Regions from separate parts of the Mus musculus genome. Here region 2 is linked to region 1. The links are chromatin loops, found by intact Hi-C in ENCODE. Cell type or tissue: heart. All regions are shown on one strand.

Evidence for each region. A loop is a pair of places that touch in the nucleus more often than their neighbours do. Peaks named below come from ENCODE experiments on the same cell type or tissue, not always from the same donor. Only the 100,000 strongest peaks of a DNase experiment are listed, where the experiment ranks them.
Region 2: a loop joins it to region 1, with 2.2 times the contacts of the local background. A loop is called at or near these places in 3 of 42 quality-filtered maps.

What each region holds. Positions count from the first base shown.
Region 1 is chr10:42,307,771-42,315,770 of GRCm38, forward strand. It overlaps Afg1l (AFG1 like ATPase), which reads right to left. Exons shown (of 13, transcript NM_145743.2): 13 at 4,815-5,846. The coding sequence ends at 5,721. Among named protein-coding and RNA genes, the nearest start is that of Foxo3, 35 kb to the left of the region's middle. In heart, a CTCF peak has its summit at 554 (motif pointing right); a DNase peak (open chromatin) is centred at 571; H3K4me3 peaks cover 998 bases; H3K27me3 peaks cover 50 bases.
Region 2 is chr10:42,522,812-42,530,811 of GRCm38, forward strand. It overlaps Snx3 (sorting nexin 3), which reads left to right. Exons shown (of 4, transcript NM_017472.4): 2 at 3,143-3,238. Among named protein-coding and RNA genes, the nearest start is that of Snx3, 25 kb to the left of the region's middle. In heart, a CTCF peak has its summit at 284; no DNase peak of the experiment used is centred here; H3K27ac peaks cover 488 bases.

The DNA.
Region 1 (8,000 bases):
GGGAAGCCAAGGCAGGAAGCCGGAACTGAACCCGAGACCATGAAGGAACTGCCTACTTTTCACAGGGCAGCAGCCAATCATTAATCAAGAAAATGCCTCCACAGACTTGCCTGCAGACCAATCTTATGGAGGCGTTTTGTCAGTTGAGGTTGCCTCCTCTTGGATGATTCCAGTTTGTGTTAAGTTCACCCTCCCAGCCCCCCACCCTCCTACCCACAGGTTGGCTCCCGCCAAGACTCCAAGTCAGACACACAGACAGGGGAACAGTGCTGTAGTTCCCAGTCATTGTTTAGGAACAGCCAAGCTAGGAGTGAGAGCCCAGGGCAGAGCCCCTCCCCCAGAGAAGGAATTTAAGCTTGCCAAAGGGAGGGAGCTCCGAAGCAGTCACAAGAGGGTCTCATATCGGGACCACACTCCACTCTTGAATTGACTGAGGATCTCAAAAGACGCCTGACTCTCTGGAGGTAGCGCAGGCCTGGGAATAAGAAGCATTGAGAGTTCCCAGCCCGAATTTCTAGACTTTTCCCGTCGGTTCACCCACCGACCACAAGATGGTGCCCTCGTCATGGGAAATGGCTGAAGCCCACCAACCGAGCAACAGTTTCTGTTAGCGGATTTCAGGACATCCCCCAGCATCTCAGCCTGTGTCCTTGGAGGGAGTGCGGCTGAGGGCTGCGGTCCTTGCTCCCCGGAATGAAAACCTCCAGGGAGGCTGCATTTTCAGTTTCGCATTCCTCAAGGATGGATAATTTACAACAGTCATGGATGGAACCTTTCCGATTATGTTGTCAGCCCGTTACCCAGTTAAGCCTCTACCAATCTGCCGCAAGCTTGCTATTGCTCTCTTCAGAACACTCCTTTGAAAGAAAATTGAGAAGAGTCACGTAGTAAAAACCAGTACAAGGGTTTCCTGGTTCTTGAAGAATGCAGACCACCTAAGGCCACAGTCAGGGCTGAGGAAGACCTCCCAGAGCTGACAGACTCGCCGCTGCCTAGGTGGAATCCTGGGATTCCTCCGGAGATGCTGACTCAGCATGAGGACAGACTCAAGGCCGGACACACTCCAACGCTGAATTGGGAGATATTGGCCCCACTCACTTGGGTTTTTTTTTCCACGTGTGAATTTTACAGGCGGGGAAATGAAGTGTTTAGAAGTTAGTGTCAAAATGTGGGCACTTGATGCTCTCCTCGAGGACCCAGGTTCAGTTCCTGGCACCCACGTGACAGCTCGCGACCATCTGTATTTCCAGTTCTAGGGGATCTGATTCCCTCTTGTGGTCTTTGAAGATTCCAGGCATGAACAACAGGGTGCACATGCACACGCGGGCAACACACCCATGCATGTAATATATAATATAACATGGAATGAATGTATTTAAAATGCAGGTGCACTAGGAATGTCATATAAATTATTTTGGTGCTATATGTAGAAGGTGTATGTGAAACTTAATTGATTGTCTGTTTAAGTTGTAGTCTCATTCCAAAGATAGCTCATTACAAATATGCAATGCCCCAAGTCTGAGGAACACTCAGAGTCCAGCCCCCTCTGGTCCTGGGCATCTGAGTGCTTGCTGAAGGATCCCACCACCCATTTCCTTTTGGTCTGGCTGCCATGTTGTTTTCTGGTTTTCCCTTTTTCTTGCATGCTGACTTGTGAGACCGACCTTGGGAAGAGAACAGGATGCTGATGGATCATTTCCAGCATGTGTGAACGCCATCCTCCTGCCTCCTGATACGGAGGCAGAACCCTCACAGGGCCTTCCAGCCCTCCTCTCTGAACCCCACTCCCAACTGATACAGCCCCTTCCACCAATGCCTCCCCAAACAAGGCTTAGGGAGCTGGGGGTCTGGAGGGACAGAAGGGAATGGGAGATGTGCACCCTGCAGTAACGCAGGCAGAGCCTTGTGCTACAGCTCACCCTACAGACACGGTGTTTTTAAACGCTGTCTAAACTCTTCAGTAGCAGGGTGACACGCCACCTACACTGGGAGTTGCCTGACCTCAGGCATGAGGCTGATGTGGCTGTGCCATCTGCCATGAGCTGATCACTACGTTGGTTTGGCTGACATGGCTGGGTTGGTAGGTGCCCCCTGCTTTTTCCTCTTCAGTCCATGCGTCCTTCCTGAAGCTTCTCCCTGTTGAAGACAACCCTCTCCAACAGGGGCCTGCCTTACTGTAGTGTGCAGAGTGCGGAATGTTTCTTTGGAAATCTCCAAACAAGCTTTTAAGGTCCAAACCTGGACCTTGAACAAAAACTGGCGTGGGGGCACTGTGCCAGCAATACCATACACTCGGGGACAGTTCCTTTTTTGGTCAGTCCTCTGTCCATCTGTCTATCCATCTACACTGTCTTTTTTTATTACATTTTAAGAAATGTGGAAGGCAAAAGCTAAGCTTTAGAATTGGGGCGTGGCTGAGAGACAGATGCCTGGCATGTGAGGCCTTGGGTTGAGACCTCAGCACTGTGCACAGAGACCGACACAGAGGCACACACATACACACTGAGTCACTGAGACACACAGACACACACAAACCTACACAGAGACACACACATATACACTGAAACACTGACACACACACACACACAGACCTACACAGAGGCACACACATACATACTGACACACACATACATACACACACACAGACCTACACAGAGGCACACACATACACACTGACACACACACACATACTCACACACAGACCTACACAGAGGCACACACATACACACAGAGACACTGAGACACACACACAGAGACCTACACAGAGGCACACATACACACACATACACACACACAGACCTACACAGAGGCACATACATACACACAGAGACACTGAGACACACACACAGACCTACATAGAAGCACACACATACACACCAAGACACTGAGACACACAGACACACATACACACAGAGACCTACATAGAGGCACACATAGAAACACTGAGGCACACAGACACACACACAGATACAGAGACCTACAGAGACACACACAGAGACACCACACACAGACACACACACACAGATATACTGAGAGACACACAAACAGACACACACATACACACACACAAATAGAGATACAGAGACATACAAAGACACCGATATACACAGAGACACCACACACAGATACACACACACACACACACACACACACACACACACACACACGATTTAAAAACAAAGTTAAGCTGTTTCTACTTAGCTCAGAACAGCAGCTGTGCTGTTAGTGCGTGGATACTCACAAGTCATGATCAAATGGTTCTGTTTCTACACGGTAAAATGAAATGAATTCATAGATGTGAGATGTGAACCTCTGAAGTGACCTCCAGTGACTTCAGTCTCCTAGGCCTTAGTTTCCTGATCTGTAATTCTCTTTGTAGGTCTACTTTGTAAACCAATATAACTGAACTATCTAGTATTAACTTGGGACATAGTGAGCTATGTTCTTCAAGGAGTTTTTTTTTTAAGTGTGTGTGTGTGTGTGTGTGTGTGTGTGTGTGTGTACATGTGTGCAGGTGCCCTTGGAAGCTAGAAGAGATCAGAGTTGCGTATTGTGGTTGCTGAGAACAAAACTCAGGTCCTCTGCAAGAGCAGTACACACTCCAAACCACTGAGCATCTCTCCAGGCCTTCTCTCTTCATTTATTCTCTATGGAATTCAGTGTCTCACTTCAGGAAAAGTATCTTCCAGGTAGTGATATAGTTCAGTGGTGCAGCACTTGCCTAGCATAGGGGAAGACCCCGAGTTTGGTAGCCAGCATCACAAAAATCCATCTGCCCACCCACCTACCCATCCATCCATCCATCCATCCATCCATCCATCTCCTATACATCCATCATCCAGCTGCCATTTGTCCACCCATTCACCTGCCCATCCATCCACCCTTCTATCCATCCATCTGCCACCCACCCATCCATCTATCCACCCACCGACCCATCCATCCATTGCCACCCATCCATCCACCCTTCCATTTACCCATCCATCCATCATCCATCTGCCAACCATCCACCCATCCAACCATCCATCCATCCATCCATCCATCCATCTGTATGATCATACATACAGTCATACCACATTTAACGTTCAGAAGCCCTAATTCAGACTTTTCCAATGCTTGGCTTCTCTGGTTATCTCTCTGCTTGACATAAAAGAGTTAATATCTAAAATAGAATGTGGACAGATCATTAAATGACAAATAGCCTCATGGAATGTATTTATATTGATACGAGGCACATGACTGACTACTCTCCCAAACAGTTGATTTTCACATGGGGGGGGGGGTCATAGTTTTTCTTTTCTGAAAAGGAATTAAGGTTTTTAAACTGTGTGTGTGTGTGTGTGTGTGTGTGTGTGTGTGTGTGTGTGTGTGTGTGTGTGTGTGTGGTAAGTACAGGCATGGGTGTGGCAGTCAGGACAAACTGGTTCTCTCCGTCAGCTCTGGCTCCTGGGGATTGAACCACACACTGTCATGGCTGTGCCGCAAGCTTCTTTTGTCTGCTGAACCATCTCACTGGCCCAGAACTTAAGATTCTCTTCTTTAAAAAACAAGAGTTATTTTTAATGTATGTGTATGTATGTTTGTCTGTGCGGGTAGGTGAGCATGTGCATGTGGGTGCCCCTGGAGTTAAGTTGCAGATTGTTTCGGACCACCCAAAATGGGTGCTAGGAATTGAACTCTGGTCCTATGGGAGATCAGCGAGCATTCTTAACTACCAACACATCTCTCCAGCCCTTTAAAATAACTGCAACCCAATTCCCTTTGGTGATAAAATTCAGCAAAGATGGATTTTACATAAATGAATCAGACAAGCTCAATGAAGGAGAAACCAACTTTTATTTATAGAAGATTTATCAAGTGTCCTTCCAGTTTCCTACAAGGCCCAACTCTGTGACTCAGGATCAAGGACAGGGAGTGGACTCTGTAGTGCAAGCAGAAGCTAGTGAACAGAGTGGAAACCTTGGGTGATGGGGGGAGGGAGGGATGGTCCATGCTCCTGTGGGTGTGGCTCTGGCTCTGCCTCCTCCAGCACTCGACCAATCAGGATCCTGGAACCTGCCCCATTTTGGCTGTCTGTCAGAGGGGAGACCTGCCAATCAGCTGGAATTTTCTACTTGCTCCTTACCTGATGGCTTTATAACCTATGTCCTCATGGGCTCAGGCACTGCCTGCTAACCTGGATCTGCTGGTTAGACACGTGTTCTTTCTAGAGCTGAGGAAACCTTGAGGCCCAAAGGTTATTGCCATTCCTAACCAACTAACTGACAGGAATACAGAGGCCAACGTAAAGTGCTTTTCCCTTCAGTTATGTTCAGAAGGCTTTCTTTGTTTTAACCTGAACAGTAGGATGCCACTTGTTTCTTACAGCGAATGTATTTCTACAGTGTGACTACTGTGCAGCCGAAGCTGGGAGGTGCACAGACATCCTGCATACTCTGCCTGTGCGTTCATGATTCAGACAGCGCACACATGTCAGGGTTTGCAGTAATCTTCAAGAGTGATGATTCCACTTTATAAATAAACTCGGATCTACAAAGGAGACAGAATTCTTCAGTGTGTCCATCCACTGCCACAGACGCAGCAGTCCAGAGGGCAAAGTGCATTGATGATGACGAAATGATCCCCGTCACGTCTCGGTGACGCAGTGACGTCTCGCAGTGACATCTCACTGTCTCGCAGCCCTAACCAGTCACCTTTTCCTTTTAATCTTGTCAAAGTGGCAGTTACTTCCTGCTTCTGTCCCCTTCAATCCAGTACTGCTCCGTCTGCATCTCTGTGAGCCGGGAAATGGTGCGCTGAAAGGCGAAGATTTCCTCCTCCCCCGTAAACATGGAGAGCCCGGCTGAGTCCTGTGAGCAGAACAGACCCAGAAGCCAGCCACTGTGAGAACCGTTACTCGGAAGGAAGTCTTGCAGAAACAAACCCCGGTTTAAAGAAACCTTCACCCTAATCGACTTAGATAATATATTTTTCCATAGGTAATCTCTCAAATGGGACTAAAGTATCAACTGACGTAAACCAATAGATAATCAACAGAACCAGGAAGAAGAAGAAGAAGAAAAGAATATTAGCTCAAAGCCAAGAACAGAAAGGTTTTGCTCAGAATGGAAGTTTGCTGCAAATTCTAAAGGAACATGCTAGAAAGAAATCTCTCTCCAAAAGCAGCCAAGAGCAAAAATAATTTTGCCAGGCACGGTGATTTGCCCTCTAATCCCAGAACTCCGTAGGCTAAGACAGGAAGATTGTAAATTCAAAACAACACTGTCTTACCCTCCCACCCCACCCCCACCCGAGAGAGAGAGAGAGAGAGAGAGAGAGAGAGAGAGAGAGAGAGAGAGAGAGAGAGGAGAGAGAGGGGGGAGAGAGAGAGAGAGAGAGAGGGAGAGAGAGATCAGCAATTCTAATAATTTAGGAAGCTCTTCAAGGAGCCCTTTCTAGACTGAGAGGCTGGGAGGTTCTGTGGCTCCTGGCCCTGGAGAACCTGCCTGATCCGACTTTGTAAAGAGTAGAGCAGCTTTGGTCCTCGCTGCAGGTATTTGGTATCTGCTGAGGCGGTTGGCTGGGAGCCTTCCGCTGTGACTCCAGGCAGCACCCTTAGGACTGGGAATGTCAACATGGCGTGTGGTCATGAGGATGGCTTTGGATTTTCCTTTCTCTCCTTGGGGGTTTGCTCTTAAGTTCTTCCAGAGAAAATGTCTATCTATGCTCCTGAACCCATCTTCCCCACAGGGTCCCCGTGACTCTAGGACTCTGAGTCACGTTCCCCGACTTCTCCACGATGGCCTGAGCTCACATGGGCCTGTGTCTGAACCCCGACTCTTGCAAACATGTTAAGAGCCTCTGTGAGAAACTAACTTGACTGACTAGCCCCTTGGGTACATGCCTGGAAATCAACAAGGACAAGGACTGTATAATAGGCATTACACCTTGAGAGGCAACATAGCTATAGCTCTCACATGGGTTTTTGTTTTGTTTTGTTTTGGAAGAGATTTATATATTTATTTTATGCATATGAGTACACCACCATTGCTCTCTTCAGACACACCAGAAGAGGGCATTGGATCCCATTACAGGTGGTTGTGAGCCACCATGTGGTTGCTGGGAATTGAACTCAGGACCTCTGGAAGAGCAATTGGTGCTCTTAACTGCTGAGCCATCTCTCTAGCCCTCACACGGGGGTTTTAAACAGTTAATCCTATACCACTATAGTCTGGATGTTTGTATCTTCCAAAATGTCCATGTTGAAACCTTAGCCCTTGTTGGAGAGATGGCTCAGCGGTTAAGAGCAATGACTGCTCTTTCAAAGGTCCAGAGTTCAAATCCCAGCAACCACATAGTGGCTCACAATAATCTGTAATGACATCTGATGCCCTCTTTGGGTGTGCCTGAAAACAGCTACAGTGAGTGGTGTGTGTGTGTGTGTGTGTGTTTGTGTGTGTGTGTGTGTGTGTGTGTATATATATATATATATATATATATACACACACACACAATTTTTTTTTTAAAAGAAAGAAACCTTAGCCCTTCACCCTCAAAGGAGTGACATTATGTGACAGAGCCTTGGGGCTCTGTTGATTAATTCTTGAGAGTGGGGTCCTCAAGAATAGCAATGGTGTCTTCCCAAGGAAGACCCAGGATGACCCTTCCTTCTGCCACATGAGGCATATGACAAAATAACTTGACCTCCGAGTCAGAACTGTGAGAAACAGCTTCCATGGTGGATATGCCATATATGTTACGCTATTTTGCTACAGTGGTCTGAAGAGTAGGTCACATAAAACAATCATGTTTTCAAATTTTACCCAAAGATGAAAAACGTCTATTCGGGTCGAAAAGAATTTACTGTTGGGCCTGGAAGAATGCTGTCCCCATTCTTGGCAGTTAAGTTTAAGATTTAATTATTTATTTTACATGTATGGGTGTCTTGCCTGCGCATGTGTCTATGCACCATGTTGCACAGAAGCCCAAAAAGTGCATCAGATACCCTAGAACTTGTTAGCTGC
Region 2 (8,000 bases), 220 kb after region 1:
TCAAACCCGGGTCCTCTGGAAGAGTAGCCAGTGCTTCTAAATGCTAAGCCTCAAGAAAACTTGATTCTTGAGACATATATATAGTACAGGCAGGTCTCACACTTCTGTAGCTGAGGGTGACAGTTCTGAGCCTTATATCTAATGCTGGCCTTGCTAGCTGCTCCTGAAATTAATTAGGAAAAACATTGACAGACACCTGCAGTCAAGCTCAGTATTCTAAGTGTAATGGGAAAATAATAATCTGATTGTTTGTTCTTACAGTGCTAGAGAGCCTCTACTGGGCAAAGGCTCTCCCGTCATTAGTCCGTCACACCCTAAGCCCAGAGTTTCCTGCTAGACCTTGTCAGAACTCCAGTGTAGCACTTGTACAAGAAGAGAAATTATATCCAGCTGAGTAAACTTTAAAGATCCCTTTTCAAATAGAAAAACTACAAGCTAATATAGAAGGGAAGAGACTTTCCTCTCATTCCTCACTCAATTAGAGAGAATCAGATATAATCATGATTGTGTCAAAAGTTCAAAAGGGAAAATGGGAGGTAAAATGAGCCGAGCTGGCTCTCTGCCCTCAACATTGTACCTGTAAGCTTGATATGTTGTTTGAGAGATTAACTTTACAGACTTCCGTACCCAGAAGTATGAAAATTCTTGGGGACCTCTTTTCACAGGCTTGATCTTAACATACTGAATAAAGAGAGCAGTTAATCCCTTTTGTAAAGTAATTTGAGAGGAGGGAATTCAGAATGTAAAATCTCACCTGCAGAAACACTCAGCTCTGTAAAGACCTTTCTATCTTTAGACACTTACAAAGACTTAATATTTTAATGCGGAAGGGTGAGCCTGGCTAAAAAGCCAGTGGGTGAAATTAGAGAGACATAATCCAGCGCTTTCTTTCTGGGAATCATCATCCCGCTCTCCAGGGGACCTGGTGCTTTCCCTTCTGAGGAGTGAGAATGCCCCTCTGTATAGCAAGCCAGCGCCTCTTAAAGGCAAGTTTGACTTTTAGTATAATAAGAGTCTTGTTAGGTGCAATTTTGCTCCTAGTCATTAATACAATGAACAAATGTTGTGGTTACCTGGGAAAGAAAGCTCAAGTGCTTTCAAACCTCTCGTGAGGTCGGGTTTCATGCTTGAAACCTATACGCTGTTATGCCCAGTAGCATCTGCAGAAGGCTCCAAGCTTTAAGCTGTACAACATAGAAGGGAATACACTTTGGAAAAAATTGACACCACTACAAACTGAACTCAAGGTCCTGATGAATAGAAGGCATTCTTCTGTTTACTGACGGCATTAAACTTAGCTAGTGAGCAGAGTGCTCGAAGCAATGGACGCCACAGCAAGGTCGGTGCCTTGGTCTACACAGCAGGAAGTGCTCACCTCCAGGTGCCTCAGGGTTTTTTTGATTCTCAGCTATAAAACAGTTTTCAGTTTCCAAGTGCAATACTGAATTAAGAATAAAATTGACCCAAGAGAGTCGGTAGAATTAAGTAGAACTTTAATAGAGCTTGGCATTTGCTGCATGAAGTAATTTCTGAGCTCTACGGTAAACTTTGTAACAGGGACTTTGCACTTGATATCCCACTTTGCCTCCAGAGTACAAGGATTATAATTCTTACATGCATATTAAAATATTTTTTTGGCTAATGATAAAAATGGACTTGTGGTTTTGTTTTTTTCTCAGCTAGGGATTGAATCCAGGACCTCGGCTTTCCAGTTAAGCACTTTACTACTAAGCTGCACCTCGCCCCCCAGCCAATTCTTATTTGAATGTTCCTTAACATTTGTTTATTTGTATGTGAACACGTGCACATGCCACAGTACCCATGTGGAAGTCAGGACAGCTTGCAGTAGTTAGCTCCCCGCCTTGGATCGCATGAGTTTCTGGCATTGGATTTTTGCTTGATAGAAAGTGCACCTTTACCTGCCCTGGCCATCGGGACCCTCTTGTTACTGGATCAGGAATGCTGGGGGTGCACATCTTTAATCTCAGTGCTATTAGGAGGCAGAGATGGAAGATACCTGTGAGTTCAGAGTCAACCTGGTCTGCATAGTGAGTTCCAGGATAGCCAGGGCTATATAGAGAGGCCTTGTTTCAGCCTCCCTCCATGCCCACCCACTCCCCCAAAGTTGGCAGAAATAGCAACAAGTAGTCTTTAGTCCAAAAATTGTGTTGCATTATGACTAACCTCCGAATACTCAGCATCATGGTCTCAGTTCTTAAAATGCCCTCCCCTGTAAAGCTCTGCATCGTTTAAAGACTATGGGCATGTGCCCATGAGTACAGTAGCCAGAGACCAGAGAAGGTACTGGATCTCTCGGAACCCGTTACAAGTGGTTGTGAGCCACCAGCATGGGTGTGGAGGGCTGCACTTGATCCTGCAGAAGGATTCTTGCTCTCTCCAGCCCCTTAGTTACCCTTTATGTTAGGGTCTGTTTTGTTTTATATGACTCCTAATTTTCTCCTAGTGATAAATAAATTCTAACACTCCCTGACCTTTTGGGTACCCTAAGGTTGTAAATTAAGGGTACCATTTAGGGTCTAGGGAGATGCTCAGCAAATGACAGTGCTTGCCATGCATGTTCAGCCTCTTAGAACCCCTGCTGGAAAGCTGGATGACATGGTGGCAGGCTTCTGTAACCCCAGCTTTCCGACAGCAGGATGACTCGCTCAGAGCTGGCAGGCCAGACACACGAGAATACACAGATTAGCAGCTAAAACAAGACACCCTACTTCAAAACATGGTAGAAGGAAAGAACTAACCCACAAGGTTGTGCTCAGACCTCCACGTGCACACCCAGACACCCTCTCACCCACATTCAAGAGAAGTGAATTTCAAAGGAGAAAACAAAACAGTTACATTTTTGAACTGGAGATGAGACTCAGGTTGGTGTGAGGAGCCGCTGCTCCGGCCCAGCATTGCCAAAAGAAGAGTTAACTGGCCAGGACAGGATGATAGCAAGTTCAAGGCCTGCCTAGTCTACATAGTGAGGGGTAGTCAAGGCTTAGCCTGGGCATTGTGCTTAATAATGTTACAGTGTTTGTATGGTAACCATGTTTGTCACCTTATCAGTGTGCCAGACATTTCCCTCCCTTTCTGAATGTCTTAATGTTCTTCAACTTAGGAGTGACTGTTTTGCTTTCAGACAAATCTTCCTATCTTCAAGCTGAAGGAATCTACTGTTAGAAGAAGATACAGTGACTTTGAGTGGCTTCGAAGTGAACTAGAAAGAGAGAGCAAGGTAAGACTTATTTACAGTGGAGCTATGCTTTTCTGACTTACCATGTAACTTTAAAGCAAAATGTGCCAGTTCTAACTTAAGAGCTCCAGAATGTGGGTGAAAGCCGGTGCAGGACTTATGTGAAGGGTCCATCTCAGGCTGTACCTGAGTAGAGGACAGTCGTCCTCACTGTTCAGAGCTCTTTTTTCTGCTCAGTAGTGCAACTGGGCCTTTGCAGCTTGACGTTGTAATAGCCCTTCTCAGTCCTTCCTCATCCTCAAGGGCAGTATAATTTTCCAATTTTGTTTAACTCATAGTCTGCATATTTTATTATCTCACACGTATGTAGAAGTTTCATAAAAATGATGATCTTATTGTCTGGTAGATGGATATTCTTGAGATGAGCTTGTGTGGGCATAGGAGACACACCTGAGAAGTCTTATATATGATATTGTTTTGGGGCTGTGCACACAGACTTAGCAGAGTGTGAGGAGTTTAAAAGCTAAACCCAGGTTTTTATAGGAGCATAGTTTATAACACAGATATCATGAGTAGAGACCAGGGGTGCATCTCAGTGGCAAAGTGCATGTTTAGCATGTACCAAACCACATAGAAATCAGTGGACAGGTGAATTCAGTTAAAGACTTTGGAAAATCTGGAGAGTATTAAGGACTACAATATACGGCTGCTGGTAATTGTAGATAGAAGATCTAACTGTCTAAAACAAGTAGGAAATAAAAAACATAAAGCCAGGCATGGTGGCCCACGCCTTCAATCCTAGGAGACAGAGGCAGGAGGATCTCTGAGTTCAGGCTAGTCAGTTTCAGGACAGCTAGGGCTACAAAGAGAAACCCTATCTCAAAAATCAAATGTATGTACATTCATATGTATGTATATGATAAAAAATAAGGCAAATTGAACAATTTAGGAAAATAAAAATTTTAATGACCATGAAGAAGTATTTTGGTAGGCTGCATTTTTTCCCCCAAACATTGCTTATATGCACACTGGAATGTTTTTAAATGATTTATTTATTTTTATTTTAAGTCCATGGGTGTTTTGCCTACAAGTATGTATGCATGAGGGTGCTGGATCCTCTTAGAACTGGAGTTACACACAGTTGTGAGCTGCATGTGTGTGCTAGGAGTTAAAACGGGGTCCTGGAAGAGCATCCAGTGTTCCTGACCACCGAGTCATCTCTCCAGCTCCTGGAATGTTTAATAAATGTTGCTGATTATATACTTTCCCCCCCCCCAGCAACTGCTTTATCAAGAGATAAATTGTGTGCTTTACAGTTAGTGATATAATTCACCTAAGATGTTCAGAATTACACAGCCCATAACCACAGTGTAGGAACTCATTATCATCAATTATCCTTTTAAAAGAAGCTTGCTCAGCCCGCTGGAACCTACCTACCTGTGAGTAGTCCCAGCACTCGGGCAACAGAGGCAGGGTTGCTGAAAGTTCATGACCTTGTAGGTTTACAGTCCCAGGCCAGCTAGAGCAGCATGACAAGACCATCTCTAGAGAAAAGAAGGGAGAAAGAGGAAGGGAGAGAAAGAGTAAAAAGGACTCCTGTGTCTGTCTCTAGGTAGTGATGGCCAGTCTCTTCTCAGCTTCTCCTCTCCATCCTTGTCAACCGTGTATGCACTTTATGGCCTTATGGCAGCACAGAATACCTAGTGTTGTATGCTGCTTCTCTCAGTTTGCATGTTCTCGAGGTTTTATCCTATTGTAGCACATGTCACACTTGTTAAAAGATTTCATTTTGTGTGCTTATTATTTTGCCTCATATGAAGGCTTATCAGGTACTTGAGGAGACCAGAGTAGGGCATCAGATCCGCTGGACTGGAGTTACAGATGGTTGTGAGCTGCTGTGTATATGGTGGGAACAGAACCTGGGTTCTCTGTAAAAACTGCAAGGGCTTTTAACTGTCGAGCCATCTCCCTGGCCCATTATTGATTTTTATTGCAAAATAATAGCCTGTTGTATAGAAAGACCATTTTTTTATTTGCCCAATAGTTTTCCTTTTTTAAAAGATTTATTTATCATTTTATGTGTGTGGGTGTTTGCCTGTATATCTGTCTGTCTGTCTGTCTGTGCTCTGTGTGTGCAGAGAGACCAGAAGGTGTCAGCTGTCCTGAAACTGGCATTACAGACAGTGTGAGCTGCCATGTGTGTTCTGGAAATGGAACCTGGGTTCTCTTGAAGAGCAGTCAGTGCTCTTAGCCAGCAAGCTATCTTTCCAGCTCTTATTATCTTTCTTCATTTGCCATCTTAGGAATGAAACCCAGGGACTCACGCGTTAGAAGAATGCCCATCCACAAAGATAGGTACCGATCTCTAGCGATTCATCATTCGATAGATGCTTAGGTTGCTACTGTTCTTGACTAACCACCTACGATTATGTTGCTGAATTACATAACTTAAGATTTTGTTATTACATTTGGGTATGTGCATGTGTGCCTGCAGTCATGAGTGTCACAGCCAGGACAGCTCTCAGGAGTGAGTTCTCTTTTTACACTGGAGGTAATCAAATGAGGCTTGGCAGACGTGCCTTTACCCCCTGATCCATCTTGCCAGCCCATAACTACGCCTGCTCTCTTTTGAAAGTTGAAAGCTGCCCAGACTAGCATCCAACTCACCTTGTAGCCCAGCCAGGTTTGTCTTTCAGCTCCCGTGCCATTGTACCGTATGTGCAGCATTTCATTCTCCTTCCTGCCCTCAGTGTGAGCAACCCACGGCTCTCCGGTGCTGCTTATCACTCTTAGCCGTGTTGGTCGCGTAGGGAGTGAGTGGATCACTGGGCTTTTGGTGTCCATTTGGTGGCCAGTGTTGCTGCTGACCTTTTTTTCATTTACTCCTTGAGTCTGTGCTCTTTGGAGAAAAGTGGACTGAGATATTTTGTCTGTTTAGTTGGGCTGCCTTTTTATTATGTTGTACTGTCTAAAGTGTAAAACAGTAACTCCAGGTTCCTTACCATCTATCTATCTGCTCTGCAGTCTTTGTGGGCCATTCTACTTTGTACTCATGGACTATGCAAGCATCTTGGGAGTCCAGCCTGTTTGGAAATCTTACTCACATCATTTCGAAGAGCAACATACGTGGGTCCTTCTGTTATTTGTTTTTCTCGAAGGCCTATGCTAGAAACTGACATTCAATATCTGTCATCATGGTTTGATTCTTTAGCTTTCAACAGTATATTTAGCAGACATCTTCCTTTTAACCCACATACAGAAACAAATACAAGAAGTGTTAGTGTTCTAGACAGGGTCTCACACAGTCTAGACTGCCCTCAAACTCCGTGTAACCAAAGATAACCTTGAGGTCTTTTCCTCCTGCTTCTACATGTTGAAATTACGAGTGTGCCCTACTACTCCTGGCTGCAGATTGATAAAAAGAATTCTGATTAACTTTGAATATATGCAGCAGTCAGTAGAGTGCTTGCCTCTGATGCACAGAGCCCTGAGTTCAGATCCCTGCACTACACAAACCCAGCGTGATGGCACCTGCAGGTAGTCCCAGTAGGGGGGCCAGAAGCATAAGGTCATCCTTAGCCACGGAATGATTGAGGCCATCTGAGCTGAAGTAAAGGCATTCTAATTAAATCTTTTCGTTCTACTTAAAGATTGTTGGCTATGACGCTGCTGAGATAGATGCTCAGCAGATAAAGGCACTTGCCTGATGACCTGAGCTCACACAAGGGAAGCAAAGATCTGACTCCTGTGAGTCATCCACACGCGCACCTTTAGGAGTGTGCACATACATGTGCTACACACTTAAGCACACACATGCACAAATAAGTCAGCAAATGTAGCAACGTTTTCTTAATTTATTTGATGCTTAAGAGGATCTTTGCTAGATAAGCCATTCATGACTTCTATAGGTATCTGGCCTGCTAATTATAAGGTCCATTCTACTTACTATTTTGAACATTGTTAGGAAGAATATATATCTACAGGAAACAAAAATGTCTACGTGGTGACCAAAGCTTATAATCCCAGGTGGAAGCAGGGTTGGGGGAGTGGTCATAAACTCAAGGATAGCCTGGGCTACATGAAACCTTGAAAATACAGCACAGCATCTTACGCATCTTTCTCTTGAATTAAAGGTGATTCTTTAGTACACTGCTCTATTGTTTTTGGTTGGGGTGGGCTATTTTGTTGTGATCTTACATTTTATTTGTATGCCAGGGAAGGCCCAAGTCTGAGAAATGGAGCTGCAGAGTTGTGAGCTGCCATTTGCCTTCTGGGAGTTAAACCTGGGTCCTCTGTAGGAGCAGCCAGTGCTCCGTGCTTTTACCTGCTGAGCATATCTCCACCTTTTTTGATTTTTCTGAGACAGGGTTTCTCTGTGTAGTCTTGACTGTCCTGAAACTCACTATGTAGACCAGGCTGGCCTCAAACGACAGAGACCTGGACTGACTCTGTCTCCCTAGTGCTGGGGTTAAAGGTGTGTGTCACCCCCACCCCCCCCACACACACACACCTCCCAGCCTTTTTTTTTCCTTAATAGACCATTTTGTATGTGTATCTTCCCTCCATGTAGGCGCTGTTAGAACTGTGGGACAGGGTCCTTTCTCTGTGCAGGTTTTAACACTTAATTTGACACATTGACAATGTGGGAAAGAGATGTGTTGGTTCTAACAGAGACTTCTGGAAGTAAGTCCTTTAAATCATCGAAGAGCAGATCTAGGAAGGAAGGGATTGCAGAGTGTGTCTTGAGCATCTGCTCGGTTTCCTGTTCATTTCCTTGCTGCTGTTTTCTGTTGCCCCCCTCTTG